2 separate regions of the Homo sapiens genome follow, and region 1 is linked to region 2. A link is an interaction called in ENCODE POLR2A ChIA-PET data of the cell type or tissue named here. Cell type or tissue: Caco-2. All regions are shown on one strand.

Region 1 (5,000 bases), 370 kb before region 2:
TCCAACACACATTAAGAATCTGGATTTTATAGATGAAAATTGTAATACGATTTAGCTCAGTAGATAAATGACATTATGTGGACTAAATTTCTGTTTCTAGATAGAAATAATGTCTAAATGTGCCTTAAATGCCCTTCATGTCACATATTTTGTTGCAACAATTTGTGATTAACTTGGTTTGTTTTATTAAAAGAAACTTGTAAATCCAACGCTCTTATGTTTTCCAGATAGTGCCACCTTTCTTTATTCAATCAGTGATGGAAAATGATAAGAAATACAGTTTTACCTAAAGAGGGTATTTTCAGGAAGGAAGAGATTCTAATGGTCAGATCTGTGATTTAGCATAATAGCAAACAAAGATAACTATCCTAGCAGGTGCCACATAGTAGGTGACTAAAGAATCTTTATTGAATTGAAGTATATTTTGTAAGAAAAAGCATACGTCAATCCAGGTGTTACGTGGAAGTTTAAGTGATTTTAAGAGAATGCACAAATTATATGCTCATGGACAAGTTACTTTTTGTGACTAAATCTTCAAATGGAAAATAAACCAATAATATCTTCATTACATGGTGAGTGTGTATAGTCCTTGGTAGAGTTCTTGGAACATAATAGGTACTTGATAACTGATACCTGCGAACAACAGAAATAACCACAACAATAATAACACATAAAAGTCCTGTGTATAATGGCTATAAGCTCATTAATATATAACACATATGATTTGTATGTATTGATATATAAATAATAACATTTTAAATTGCTTTGCTAATGTTTGACACACAGTAGGAACTTGGTATAAATTTGATCTATTTAAATACCCTCATAAAAAGATTGCTTTAGTTATTTTAGTTAAATGAAAATGCAGTTCAAAAATCTAAAACTAACTTAATCCTTTGGAAAATGACAATAAAAGCAAAAGCTACCTAAGGATATCTTACTGAAATGGTCAAATAATTTGGCCTCAATGCAAATGAATAGCAGGAATACCACTCTGCTTCAAAGAGTAGACAAAGGGAATTAACTTGGAAAACTCTTAGGTGACCCCTATTTTGAATCTTATTAATTGGAAGCATTTTAAAGCTCAAAAGGCTGTTATTGCTAGTTACAGTGGTAGCTACATATGGAAAATGGCTGCAGAGATTCACAATACAAAAATAGTCCATTGCTAAATTCAAAATTCTGTTAATGTCACAAACAGTGGGACGTGAAACACAAATGAATTGTGATGACAGTTGAGTACCAAGCTGCCTATTTTTTCCCCCTCAGAGCTGCCCATATTTGGCTTTATATTTTCCTCAGTCCTGATTTAACCCATAAATATTTGTATTTTCTGCAGCTAGCCTCACCTTGGATCGTACTACTTAAGCATTTTCTTCCTAAGTGTTTCTCAATTCCTAGGAATTCTGCTTTACTGCTTTTCTTCCTACAGATAAGCATTTTAAAATATTTCTTTACCTATTGCTTTAGAGTCAGATTTTGAATCTTTTTTCACCTACAGTCCGATGAGGCTCAGTGTTGCTCTTTACTCTCCCATTTCTCCTCAGTGTTTAAAGTGTAACCTGCAGGCTAGGGCCTATTTCTTCTCCGTGTTGCTTTGACTTGGTACTTGCTGTCATCCTGATCATCTGCATTTATTTGCTACCATCATTTTTTAAAAACTGGTTTTTTAAATGTCACTCTTATCCTTTATGATAGAAGGTCTTTATGATCCGGATTTGGGGAGCAAGACTTATTTTATGAACCCACTAAACTCTCTTATAAATGCAGCAGTTCCACATAACCATAAGCTAGCTTGACCTTTGGGAAATGTCATTAAAAAATCTCTAAAGAGTATTGCTAAAATGACCAAATTATTTAGGCTTAATAGATTTTGTAGCATGGATACCAGACCTACTCACAGAGCAACAGTCCTGGCTGAATATATTTTATCTGGGTTTTACTGCATGTGGTGATTTGGCTGCCATGTATTGAGTGACCTCTCTGTGCCAAGCATTTTACATTTAATTCTTAAAACAATTTTGTGAGATGGGTACCATTATCTTCATTTAATAGGTAAGAAAATCTTGACCTAGAGAGGCTAAATGACTTGTTAAAAGGTGGAAATGGGATACAAACCAAAGTTTCTAAGACTAACGTTCATCCTTTCTCCATTTCCACATGCTTGTGCCTGGTTATATATTTACATTATTGGTAATGGGAAAGAAGTTTATAGTATAATTCACTTGGAGGCATAGCCAATTTATTCCTTCCTTCCTTCCTTCCTTCCTTCCTTCCTTCCTTCCTTCCTTCCTTCCTTTTCTTTCTTTCTTTCTTTGATGGAGTCACGGACTGTTGCCTGGGTTGGAGTGCAATGGTGCGATCTCGGCTCACTGCAAGCTCCGCCTCCTGGGTTCAAGTGATTCTCTTGCCTCTGCCTCCCAAGTAGCCAGGATTACAGGTATCCACCGCCACACCCAGCTACTTTTTTGTATTTTTAGTAGCGACGGGGTTTCACTATGTTGGCCAGGCTGGTCTCAAATTCCTGACCTTGTGATCCGCCCACCTTGGCCTCCCAAAGTTCATGGATTACAGGCTTGAGCCACCGCACCCAGCTGCCAATTTCTTTAAAACAAAGTGTTGGTGAGATTTTGCTATGTTGTCATGTTATAGAACTATGAATCCAAGGCTATAGATTGACTAGATCTCCAGTAGCAAAAGGTACATAAGTATAGGCAACATCCTTTGATTTTCCCTTTGGTTTTGGAGGACATGTTATTGTCAGTTTTGAAGAAACTACAACTTAATATGTGTGGCTTATGTACTAGGCATTCCTGACTTCTCATCGAGTGCCTCCTGTGACTTGTCCTACCTTTTCCTCCAAAACTAAAATCTAATTATTCTTAACAAACATATCCTGTAGGCCTTTTTCCCACCAAGTTTTCTGAAGAATTGTTTTTATTATAATTATTTAGTGCTTTATTAAAGTGGGCAATTAAAGCATTTTAAATGCCTCCATCATCAATCTATATGTTTATCTTATGAGGCATTAACACCACTTTACTTTTATACAGCACTTTGCAGTTTACAGCTTGAAACATGTATACCCCAAAAATAGCACATTGCCTTTTCATCAGAATAGGGATATCTAATTTAACAATAGTCACCACATACAGTGAAGCAGTGAGAAGACTGGCCTTCAAACCAGTAATCTTCATTTTCTACAGAAGTGCCCAAGCCTGGCTTTCCTCTTTGCCTTTATGCAGTTGGACCATTGAGTTCACCAGATTGCACCCCAAACTCCATTATTTTGCTTTGAGCAAGGACTGAGAGTTAGTGTAGACTAGTTAGTAACTTTGCCACAACAGGTTTACTTTTACTTTATTTGTGTCAGAACCTCTAAAAGGATCTCGTGAAAATTTCCTGGAATTTAGAGTGAAATTTTAGCTAGAAAGAAAGAGAAAGAGAGAGAGAGAAAGAGGAAGCTACAACAAAGCCAAAAGAAAGAAAGAGAGAGAGAGAGAGAGAGAGAGAGAAAAGAAAGAAAGAAAGAAGAAAGAAAGAAAGAAAGAAAGAAAGAAAGAAAGAAAGAAAGAAAGAAAGAAAGAAGCTACAACAAAAACCCCAGAACCATCTTTTTTCAAATAGTCCCTTGAAAAGAAAACTATAAAAAATTTATGTTAAGATTCTGGGTCTTTGAATTACTCATCATGAGCACTTTTCCTGGGCAGTATCTCCCATGTTCACCCTTCCTCTGGTCACATTGAATGTTCAATTTCCTTTTCTCACTCTGACAGTTACCAATGTTGATATGTCTTCATTATTATTTATTACTTTAAATTTAAAGCAGAGTAGTTTTTTTCTCACTTTTTGAAAATTCAATAAGTTTTATTGTGTATGTATCAAAAGTCACTATATAACTGTGCTCTCAATCTTGGTTTTTTTTTTTTTTTTTTTTTTTTTTTTTTTTTTGAGACGGAGTCTCGCTGTCGCCCAGGCTGGAGTGCAGTGGCGCAATCTCGGCTCACTGCAGGCTCCGCCCCCTGGGGTTCACGCCATTCTCCTGCCTCAGCCTCCCGAGTAGCTGGGACTACAGGCGCCCGCCACCTCGCCCGGCTAATTTTTTGTATTTTTAGTAGAGACGGGGTTTCACCGTGTTAGCCAGGATGGTCTCGATCTCCTGACCTCGTGATCCGCCCGCCTCGGCCTCCCAAAGTGCTGGGATTACAGGCGTGAGCCACCGCGCCCGGCCTCAATCTTGTTTTTTAAACAAATGAATATTGCTGTATTTTAAAAATATGAACGTCATTTTATTTTATTTTATTGAGACAGAATCTTGCTCTGTCACCCAGGCTGGAGTGTAGTGGCTCAGTCTTTGCTCACTGCAACCTCCATCTCCTGGGTTCAAGCAATTCTCCTGCCTCAGCCTCCCGAACTGGGATTACAGGTGTGTACCACCATGCCTGGCTAATTTTTTATATTTTTAGTAGAGAGAGGGTTTCACCATGTTGGCCAGGCTGGTCTCGAGCTCCTGACCTTAGGTGATCTGCCTGCCTCAGCCTCTCAAAGTGCTGGGACTACAGGCATAAGCCACTGCGCCTGGCCAAAAATATGAATACATTTGGCTATTTCCACCCTTTCTGTTAATCCCAAGGATCTTCAACTTTTATTCTTCTCTTTAAGATAGTGAGTCCTGGAAATAAAAGTGAAAATGAACAGTTCTAAAAGGTTAGTATTTTAAAAATTATAGTTTGCCATTCTCAGGTTTATTCAAAATTGACTTTCTGATATAACTATATGTTTTTACAAATATAAGCATTACCTAGGTAGTAAAACATATTCACAGAGAGTTATTATCAAAAATATAGAGAAAAATTTTACATGTATATGTCCCATTCCCTCCCCACTCCTTCCTGAGTTGTTGACATGAGAAAATATCTTTCCAACAGTGGGGTATCATTTGTTTGGTGAATTTTAACGTTTGCATGAGATGGTGTTCATGTTTGTGAAAAATATCGAAG
Region 2 (5,000 bases):
GAGGGAAGGAACCAGTCCTGTTTTATTCTTTAGCCCATGTTGGCACATCATGGGTACATCATAAATATTTGTAAAATGAATATGTAAATGAATGAATGACAGGAGAGAAGGAAGAAGAAAAGAATAGGTGAACACTAGGAATACTAAAATAACTAAGACATTTCCTTACCTTCAGAGAGCTTACAGTCTCACAAGAGGGATATGCACATAAATAGCCATTATTGAAATAAAATTGAGTGAGTGAAATAAGATTAAGAAAAAAAAGAGCTTAGGCATTTCGGAGAAAGACCTAGGGAGGAATTCACTGTGGGGAGTGAAGTCCTACCTGGCAGAGAGGAATCAAGACAGTTATAAGATGAAGACACCATTTAATAAGTATGAAGGATAATAAGTATGATTTCAACAGGGCAGAGATGAAATATGGGATATTCAAAGTAAGAGAAAACTTGAGCAAAGATGTAGAGCCCAGAATGTAGATTCCCAGGATGTTCTGGAGGATATTCAAGAAATCTGAGGGTACAGTATGGCCAATATACAGGACACATGAGAAAAGTTAGAAGAGATACGGAACTGACCTTGAGTGTCAGGCTAATGTAGTCATCTTAGATTTAGTGAATGCAAAGAAACAGGACTAGAGGAGTGAAAGAGGTTGGAGAGCCAGTTAGTAAACAATCAGCTAGATAAAAAGCAGTAGGTGATTGCAGTGAAATTGGAATGGAAACACAGATGTGAGAAAAAATATGAAGGAAGCAGAACTGTAAGAACTTACTGATGAATTGGCTTTAAGGCAGAGGAAGGTGTATAGTGACCCTGAGGTTTCCAACCTGGTGGTAGACAACAGTGATAGAGATATGGACCTTAGAGAAAGCATTGGTTTTAATAAAGGAGTTGGGCTTTAGCAACTTTGATCTTGGCTACATCTTTAAACTGAAAATCAGAATACCAGCTCCTTCAGGGTCCATGTAGACACTCAAGATTTGGGGGTTACTCCCATAGTCACCATTCAAAAATCAATTGATAAGGTCTTATAATTTGTTGCTTCTCTTGTATTGGCTTCCTCCATACTGAAAAAGATGTCTGAAAGCCTCACCTCTATTCTAATCTTTGCCATGCCATCTCTGCCTCCTGCCCTCTGAAGAAACAGATTTTATTTCACAACCTGTTGGACTGAAAACACAGCATACTAATCATAACACCATATTCTGCGAGGGCAGATTTAACTACCCAGCACAACAAATTTAAATACAAAATATTCTGCATAACAAGTACATTACCATGCTCACAGAAACAAGGGAAACATGGAAACAAATCTACTTACAACAAATTCTGTACCACACATAGTCTTCTACAAATAAAATAAATGCTTTTTCTGGTCATGTCCACATAATGATAGAAAAAGACACAAATCCAAGGGAATTGGAGAAATGTTCAGGAACTATTACTAATAAACCAGTTTGGCTGTGGTCTAGGGTCTGTGTAGTATAAGCTAAGTATTTGTTAATTTCATATCAGTTGCATTGTCCTGGGGAGAGGAGACCTGAGCTGACTGATAGCTGTGCTGTTTTACTTCCTATTCCTGACCCCATATAACAATTAGTAACAATTACTTTCTAATTCCCTTCACCCTTCTCTTCCTCATGTCCCAAACACACAATCACACCCTAAACTCCAGGACGATGCACCAAATCAAAAATCTTAGGCGTAGGATGAGTAAAGAGTTGGAGTAGAAAAATCTCTGCATGACACCTTCCCTCTTTAGCTACTAGAATCTAAGCTCTTCTTTTCACTTTTCACTTGCTACTCTAACAGAAACCTCCCATCACTACCCCCTCATCCGTACAGGCTGCAAATTTAAATTGTGATTTGAAATTTTATTTAAAATAAAATCTTAATAAGAGCAGGAAAGTTGAATGTTCCTTAATGTAGTCCATGAGTAGAAATTTAAAGTTGGAAGGAACCTTTAAGGCCTTCTAATCCAAGCCCTTTATTTTACAGATGAGGAAACTGAAGCCCAGAGAGGTGAAGTGAGGTGCCCAAGGCCACACAGCAAGTTAGAGGCACAGCTAGTACGGTAGCTCAAGTCTCCTGACTCCCAGTCCAGTGCTCCTCCCATTACTCCACGAGTCCTGTCTCTAAGCTTCCTGACAAATGCTAGAACGGTAAAACTTCCACTAGTATTTTTCCAGACCATGTTAAAACTCCTAAGGGGGGAAGAGGGATGCTTTCTTGGATAATGTCAGCCATACGTAGCTCAAGCTGTCTAAAGTTCTGGGACAGGGTCTTTTTATGCAGCCAACAGAGTCCAAATGTGGTGCTGTTTGCTTGGCCCATATGCTTTCATGTGTTCCCAGTTAGGCCATTACTGGAGGGAAAAAAAACAAGAATCAGCTTGTTTTAAAACAAGGGACATACTGGACTCCCTCCCATCCCCCTTCAGAAAAAAAAAATCAAGTTATCTTTAACAGATTCTAAAAATGCCTTTTCCCAAATATGCAGTCAGTTCCTTCAAAGGGCCCTTTGTTTATTTTCAGGAAGAAACCCAAGACAGCTGAAAACCAGAAGGCATCTGAGGAGAATGAGATTACTCAGCCGGGTGGATCCAGCGCCAAGCCGGGCCTTCCCTGCCTGAACTTTGAAGCTGTTTTGTCTCCAGACCCAGCCCTCATCCACTCAACACATTCACTGACAAACTCTCACGCTCACACCGGGTCATCTGATTGTGAGTACACCACTAAGGTGATGGTGTCTTTGCAGTGCTTGGAGTAGTGCTTCTACCCTGGGTTCTGGCTTTTCTACTTTCAGAGCGAGCTCTTTGCATTTGGTCTTCTAAAGCAGCCAAAAGTAATGTGCCACCATTTTCATTCAGCCAATATCTATAAGTTTGCAAAGCTAGAGTGTATTTAAAAGCCAGGTGACATGCCATTTGGCCTTAAAGGGCTGATTAATTACATAAAACACGTTCTTTTCATAACACTAACCCAGAAAATGAAGTTTTGTTGCTGGTATCCATTTATTCTTGATCTGGATAATGGCACTTCCACAATTACTAAATTGAACAACCAAATGTGGACCTCAGAAGGCCAGTTAGACACAAGGAAACATCCATTTTGAAATTACATAACACAAGTCAGATTTGCATTAGTTATTGGAGTCTCATGTAGCTTGGCTGAATTTCTGTCTTTCCAGTTTTTAATTTATTTTGAAGTGGTTAAAGGATAGCATAAATTTACAGAAGAAAAGAGAATGGCTTCCAAGAATTCAGAAGCCACCCAGACTTCACACAGCCAATGAGAATCCAGGTTAAAAATATTTTTTAATTAAAAAAACTGCCTAAGGGCTAAATTTGGAAATGGGCAGCTTAATGAGATCGTCGCTATTGAAATCACTTCTTTGCTGTTTATTTTTGCCATCTTCCCACTAATCTGGGAGTCACTTCTTCTAATTCTATTTTAAGCAAGTTGATAAATCACGTTTAGGAGATTTTTTTCTTTTTCTGAAATGTAACCCAATACTTCAGAGAAAAAGAAACATGTGTGTTGACAATGGAAAGGAATGAAATAACTTTGGAGTCGAATCCAAAAGAATATTCCTTTTAGTCTTAACATACCCAACAACTCTTCTGAACTGATCTCCATAAAGGATGTCTGGTAACATGCAAATAACTGGCATATTCTTCTTTAAAATGAGTAACATAAGACCTGCAAAGTTTTATTTCAAAAATAAAATTTTGTCCACAAAGACAAAAATTATTAGGAAATGAGATTCTAAATCTTTTATTGTTATTTTTCTGACAGAACAAATGTAAAATTCTGCAAAGAAGGCAAGAGACAATGGTCCAGGAGATTCCATTCTCTACTTGCTTCATCATGATAGTCTCTAAAGAGAGGGAAATGAGCTGGCGGCAGGATTGGGGTGAAGAGAGCTTGTTCTATTTAAGGTTGGGCTAAGACCATATTCTAGCCGTCACTAGAAAATGAAAAGGGAAGTAACGTGAGACAAATCTCTGTGGCCTATGTGATTTGAACAGTCGAAGTTGAGGCTTCTATAGAGAAACCAGGGGGCAGAAGCAGGGACTGTGTTCTGAGGACCGTCCTAATAGTCACATCCTTGGACCTTCTTGCCTGGCAATCTTCAGTGTAATAGTAATGACAGAAAGAATTGGAAAGTAGAGTGGCACAGTGCCCATAGGCATGTGCACACTGTCCCTTCCCACCAGGAAAATAGCCCGTTCCTGTGGTGAAGGGCCTGGAGTTTCTACATGCAGGTCTTCATTACCCAGCTTTCTGCCACACCTTATGGGTATGGATTACATAGAATTGCCTTAGGCTAGAAATCTTCTGTTACAGCAAAAATGAATGTTTTGTGAATAGAAAAAGCATTGGGCTTCACTTATTGTGCTTTATCATAAGCATCCTCTGGCCAGGCCTTAGCATTGGCATGAAGTAAGTTTCAGGAACAGCGTGAGTATGGTGTCACCATACATCTCCTTGGTGGCCCTGGGGAAGCCAGTGGATGTGAGCTCAGTTGGAAAAACAAACCAGGAGGAGAAACCTGATCTCCAGCTGTTTTTAGACAGTCACTTTGATTTTGCCATTAAGATGTGTAAGTCTTCTCTGTTCCAACCTGTTGTTTAAATTGATTATACTTTTCTCCAAATATATTTGGATTGTAGTTTGTCCTGATTTGAGCCTACACTTAGAAGAAAATTGTTTTTAGGAAAGATTCACAGAAATCTGTCCATTTGGAGATTGCTTGAGAGAAGACAGGAAAAAGGTTTATTTTAAGCTGTTAAAATTTTTGGATGCTCTTCTTGCATTCAAGAGGATTTTTTTTTTTTTACTTTCAAATGTCATTCTTACCATAGATTAATTTAAAAGCCTAATTTCTTTAAGGTAAAATATTCAGTTCCTATTTAGAACTAACAGATTTGGGGCATTTAAAAATAGTGCCCTTGACTTGTTAGTCTCTTTAACTTCAGAAACATTCCACCAGTGTGTGTT

What was found. ChIA-PET counts read pairs that join two places held together with the same protein. Peaks named below come from ENCODE experiments on the same cell type or tissue, not always from the same donor. Only the 100,000 strongest peaks of a DNase experiment are listed, where the experiment ranks them.
Region 1: POLR2A ChIA-PET joins it to region 2 with 5 read pairs; 2 of 35 experiments call an interaction of 5 or more read pairs at or near these places.

Annotation. Positions count from the first base shown.
Region 1 is chr3:114,746,868-114,751,867 of GRCh38, reverse strand. All of the region lies in intron 5 of ZBTB20 (zinc finger and BTB domain containing 20), which reads left to right. Among named protein-coding and RNA genes, the nearest start is that of MIR4796, 5.8 kb to the right of the region's middle. In Caco-2, no CTCF peak of the experiment used is centred here; no DNase peak of the experiment used is centred here.
Region 2 is chr3:114,377,936-114,382,935 of GRCh38, reverse strand. It overlaps ZBTB20 (zinc finger and BTB domain containing 20), which reads left to right. Exons shown (of 12, transcript NM_001348800.3): 9 at 1,996-2,159; 10 at 2,532-2,719. The coding sequence starts at 2,149. The region is part of intron 7 of ZBTB20-AS1 (ZBTB20 antisense RNA 1); the gene reads right to left. Among named protein-coding and RNA genes, the nearest start is that of ZBTB20-AS1, 29 kb to the right of the region's middle. In Caco-2, no CTCF peak of the experiment used is centred here; a DNase peak (open chromatin) is centred at 2,635.